2 separate regions of the Homo sapiens genome follow, and region 1 is linked to region 2. A link is a contact called in ENCODE Hi-C or POLR2A ChIA-PET data. All regions are on one chromosome and are shown on one strand. The core of a region is the stretch at or near the end of the contact, and the rest is flanking DNA. Distances in the headings are between cores, read along the strand shown. Region 1 overlaps PBX1 (PBX homeobox 1). Region 2 overlaps PBX1 (PBX homeobox 1).

Evidence for each region. A loop is a pair of places that touch in the nucleus more often than their neighbours do. ChIA-PET counts read pairs that join two places held with the same protein, here RNA polymerase II (POLR2A). Pooled maps may share reads with other maps.
Region 1: a pooled map shows a loop between it and region 2 (3-fold over the local background). The contact joins two enhancer-like sites. A Hi-C loop is called at or near these places in 1 of 168 maps with a recorded cell type or tissue (PC-9) and 1 of 50 pooled maps. POLR2A ChIA-PET finds 5 or more read pairs at or near these places in 3 of 52 experiments (BJ, H1 and PC-9).

The regions. Positions count from the first base shown.
Region 1 is chr1:164,682,055-164,684,754 of GRCh38, reverse strand. The region is part of intron 2 of PBX1 (PBX homeobox 1); the gene reads right to left. Among named protein-coding and RNA genes, the nearest start is that of PBX1-AS1, 91 kb to the left of the region's middle. Within about 2 kb of position 1,259, at least 3 of the 41 ENCODE cell types and tissues checked have a DNase peak (open chromatin) inside an H3K27ac peak, as active enhancers do.
Region 2 is chr1:164,621,770-164,624,469 of GRCh38, reverse strand. All of the region lies in intron 2 of PBX1 (PBX homeobox 1), which reads right to left. Among named protein-coding and RNA genes, the nearest start is that of PBX1, 64 kb to the right of the region's middle. Within about 2 kb of position 1,334, at least 4 of the 41 ENCODE cell types and tissues checked have a DNase peak (open chromatin) inside an H3K27ac peak, as active enhancers do.

The DNA.
Region 1 (2,700 bases), core at 10-2,509, 60 kb before region 2:
AAGGACTCTGTCTCAGGAACCTCATGGGAAAAGCACTCCCTTCCTTTTTAAGTGATTTCTGAAAGCAGAGGGTGATAATTCTCTTTTCATATTTATTATCCTCAGGAAGTAACTTCTTCATGTATCTTGATGCTCAGAGAGGTCATTTGGGTCTATGAATCTAGAACACTCAGAGAAATATCTAAATACAGTCTTTTCAGTGAAAGGACTGGTCAAAGAAGAATCCTGGTCTGCCTCAAATACCTGAGATCCCTATTTTCAGTGTATTATGGCATCTAAAATTTTTAAAGCATTTTTTTAAGCCTGCTTCTCAAAACTTAGGGAAAGCAGTAAAGCATAGATTGCCTTTTATCTCCCTCAGTTTTTCAGAATTCATAATGCATAAGAGAGGTCAAAGAATAAAGACTTCTTTTATTTCTACAATGCTTTCACAAAGTGTCCAGAAACAGGGAAAACATGATGATAATGTTACCTGCCAGAGATAGGTAAGATCTATCTACAGATATACCTACAAAATGCAAACAAGACCCTTGAGCTTAAGGAATTCACAAGGATATTCATAAGGCTGCTTTAAAGGTAAGCATAGCTGTTAGATATTCTGTACATAAACAGGAAAGAAATCTTTAGAATAATTACAGGCTGGGCGCAGTGGCTCATGCTTGTAATCCCAGTATTTGGGAAGGCCAATGCAGGAGGATCATTTGAGGCTAGGAGTTCAAGACCAGCCTGAGCAACATACTGAGACCCCTTCATCTCTATGAAAATCTAAAAAATACATAAAATTAGCCTGGTGTGTTGGCACATGCCTATATTCCCAGCTACTCAGGAGGATTGCTGGTGCCCAGGAGTTAGAGGCTGAAGTGAACTATGATCACGCCACTCCACTCCAGCCTGGGTGATAAGAGTGAAATCCTGTCTCAAAAACAAAACAAAACAAAACAAAACAAACAAAATCCAATAAATCTTAAAGTGATCCCTCATCAATACTGAAAAAAAAAAAAAAAGACTTCACACAACACAAGCACATCTCAAAAGCAAAATTTGACAGTAAGTTTCTGGACCATGTTCAGCAGTCAGTCCTTAACTAGTTTATTCTAAGATGGGTCCGCATTAAAAGTGAGAGTGTGTATGTGTTTTGGAAGGTGGGGTGGTAGTTCCTGACACATTAACAAGGTGATACAGAAGAAAGACTTAGATTCCATTCAGATGATCTGGTTTTGAAAACCAGTTCTACCACCACCCAAGTAATCTTAGGCAAGGCACTTAACCTCCTGGAGCCTCAGTTGTCATACATAGGAAGATTAATGACATGTACCTGGCTTATCTCCTTTGTTGCGTAAGTCAAGATAATAAAAGTGAAAGAATATGGCCTGTTAGAAGAATCGCTGGGCTTGAAATCAGAGAGTCCGGGTCAAAGTCTTATTTTAGACACTTTCTAATGACCTTAGGCAAATTCCTTGCAATTTTGGGTTTCTTCTTCTGTAAAATGGGGCTATTTCTTCTGTCTCAGGACATACCACTTGGGATCAAATGAAAACACCTGATATGAAATAAGGAAAGCTATACACCACCACACAAATCTGAATGCTATTGACTGATACAGGGCCATGCAAATACAGGATGTTACTGTTATCTGCTTACTAATACATATCAGCAGCTTTGAGTTTTCAACCAAAATTTGATGATGGTTGTAGAATCACCACTCTCTTGGAGGCTTTCTTTCCCTCCATCCTCTGCGTCAAGACATGCTTAGTAAATAGCTTTCCACATCAAAAAACTCACAGCCTGGGTTCTGAGCAGTACTCGCCTATGGGAAAATAAGCAGAATGAAAGAAAAGGGCCTGACAACTCTAAGAGCTGCTCTGCCCTTGCAAGGATCCCATCTGCAAGGAAGGGAGGTATGAGGGGAGCAAAGGAAGAACTCCTTCCGTCGGCACAAGTTGTTTCCCAGGGACGAACTCTGATCCATGACGGGACTCTGCAATGGCAGCAGCCACAGGTTTTATGTCCCCGAGCACAGTGGCCTGATTACTCAGTTACCAATTCCATCAGCAGCCTGAGGAATGAGGTTGCTATTTAACAGTAGAAGAAAAATAAAGGTAGAACCTAAGGCCTGGTGATCCTTAGGGCACATAATTAGTTTCTCTTTTTTTTTTTTAAGTTGAAAGTATCCAGTTTATGGGTACAGTTAAGAGTTAATAAAAACAGCAACTATTAAATGACTAAAAGACATCATTCCTAAAATAAAAGCTCCTTGAGGTCAGGAGGTTTGGTTTTGTTTTCCTTATTTTGTTTACTGATGTATTCCAAGAACAAAGAACAGTGCTGGCATTCAGTAGATGCTCAATAAGCATTTACTCAGCAGACGGATGGATGAGCTGATGAACAGGTTCTTCCCGTGGGTTCTGGAAGAGCTGTACCAAAACCAGGCTTTTTTCGAAATACCTGCAAAAAAAAGTGGATGATTCCAAATCCAACTGAAGTGTCTGCTCTCTCTCCAATTCAGAACAACCAGAAGGGCCTGTCTGAATTAGTAATGCATTAAAGAAAAGTAGGATTATTATATTCCAATTCTTTCCATCAGATGTAAAACATTATTGGTAGATCACATCTGTTTTAATAAATCTGTAAGAAAGACGTGTAATTATAATTATGTTACCATTGTATGTAAATGGCATTTTAACAAGACATATTAATACA
Region 2 (2,700 bases), core at 85-2,584:
TGCATGCCTCTAACCAATTCTTTCATTGAGAGAAAATGACATTCAAACAGCTGAATGATTTTACACATACCACTCCTTGTTTTACTCCTACCAATACTATCAAAATGTTGATAGACACAATACAGATTATTTCTGAGCTTACATGGTCTTGATTGTTGGTTTATAACACAATAAAACTTCTTTTTGGCACAAGAACCTATCTTCTATGTGTACCTCTCCCATTACAAATTGCAAGTAAGGATGTTGTGAAGAATAACATAATCAAAATAACATTTCTAACAAAGATATACCAGTATGATCAATGGCAACAGTAGCAATTGCTTAAAAAACATCAGTAAATAATTCTTCAGATACAGTTAGCCCTGTGGTTTTAGGACAGTGGAATGATGACAAGACAGCAATGCTACCTATAAGAAAGATTGACCCTCACGTTAAGTGTACACACAGGCATTCACACCCCCAATACACACTTCCTCCTTCTATCTCCCTGTCTGATTTCCACTCATCCATTCTCAGCTCCTGTTTGTCTGAGGCCACATGCAACTGGATTTGTCAAGCCCCCTTTTCACAACTTGTTGTCACAGTCCATTACCAAATTGCATATAGTTATATATTCCACTAATTAGGCTTCTAAAATATCATTAACATGTCTCTTGATCATTAGCATAACGTATGAGGCGACGTCGTTAGGCACGACTCGAGTTTGTTAACGTGGTAATGAAAGGCACAAGGCAGGCTCTGCAGGAACCAAGAAGCACAGAGAAGTGGGGAATATCCAAGCACCAAGATGCTAGCCACAAAGGCATAGACAGAGACACAGAGAGACAAAGGCAAGCACAGAGAGGAGATGCAAGGCACGAGGAAAAGGCAGAGAAACACAGTCAAAGGAGTGCATCAGTAAGCACGACTTTGGCAGTGAGATGGCTGCTTGGGCGTAAAAAGGTGAAACCTAATGCACCCACTCCCACCTGTGTGGGAATTAGACCCTGGCAAGGCTCTAAGCAGAAGAAGCTTTAAAAATTTCCTAGACAAGAAAAAAATAAAATTCAGAAATCTCCTTCTTTCCTGCCACCTAACACATGGTGCACACGGGTGTGCCCATCTCCCCCATTCCCACACCACGCCCTCTCCAGCAGTGGCTACAGAAGACTGTGGGCAATTACCTGGGGGTGACGTTCTTCGATTCCCTATCAGGCCCTTTATTAACATGCTGGTAGATATCTCTATCTATCTATATACACCGCATTAGTCATGATCCTCTTGTGTGTAACGAGGCGGGGCTTACCTCCAGAGATTATAGACATGCTACATCTAGAGAAGAGAGAAGGAAGGAAAGCACATAAAAAAGATGGCAACTGGCCAGGCGTGTTGGCTCATGCCTGTAATCCTAGCACTTTGGGAGGCCGAGGCAGGTGGATCACGAGGTCAGGAGTTCAAGATCAGCCTGGCCAACACGGCAAAACTCAGTCTCTACTAAAAATACAAAAATTAGCCGGGTGTAGTGGCACGTGCCTGTAGTCCCAGCTACTTGGGAGGCTGAGGCAGGAGAATTGCTTGAACCTGGGAGGCAGAGGTTGCAGTGAGCCAAGTGCACTCCAGCCTGGGCGAAAGAGCAAGACTCTGTCTCAAAAAAAAAAAAAAAAAAAAGATGGAAACTGTGTGTATGTATGTATAGCAAGCATGTGTCAGTGTGTGTGTGTGTGTGAGCACACACCAGCAAAGTGGTTGTGGGTTGTGATTTCAAACAGCTGGTTAAGCCTGGATTCCATATTTCATAGAAGTGTTTCTAAATATATCTATTAGGACTCACAGGACAAGAAGATAATGAAGTGCTTGGCTCAGGAAAGTGGCCAAGTACATGATGGGTAGAGAATTCAAAGGAGTTGGGGGAGATGAGTTAACAGCATGTGCACATCAAGTGCTTAATTCATCCTGAACAAGGAAGCACTCAGTCCGAGTGAGCTATACCTTGGTCACAGGCTGAGGGCATAGGGAACAAGCAGCCTCAGAAACAATCAGGAGAACCTCACTCATCTAGTCATTACGATAGAAAAAGATCAATCCAGAACTTTGGAGTCCAAAAATCCTGCTAGTCTTTCAGCACAGAGATTCTAGGCTAACCTCTGTGGACTTGACATTTCACACAGATCCACCGGAAGCATCCTAGGCACTCACAACAGTGCGGCCCAGAGAGAAATGTGGCTTCCTTGGAACAGCTTCACAAGAGACAACGCTGGGAACAGAGGCCTGGCAACCCGCTGTTTTACACCAGCTCCTTCCAACAAGACGCCTTCTCCTACCTAGTGATCACTTCCAGCCTAGCCTTGCCTCCTGGGCCCACACGGAAAGAAGAGTATACTCAGCATTTACAAGGATTACAGCCAATGTCAATGCAGAAGAGAGGCTGGGTAAACTTAGATGGTGCCTAAATGGAAGTATTTCCTATACCCTCTAGCTTGTCTGACACCTGACTTGACACATCAAAAGCTATGCAACCAGGGTTCATTTACAGGGAGGAAGAATCAAAGTTGCTTGGTTTTATAGAACGTATTTAGTGTGAAAGATGGGAGCTTTTCTTCTGGTCCTAACTTCTCATTCTTAAGGAAGATGGAAGTCAAATTGTAGAAAAAAAAAATCTACCCAAATGCCTATTCGATGGGCAGACTCAGGAATCATCCTCTGTGCACTTGGAACTCTTAC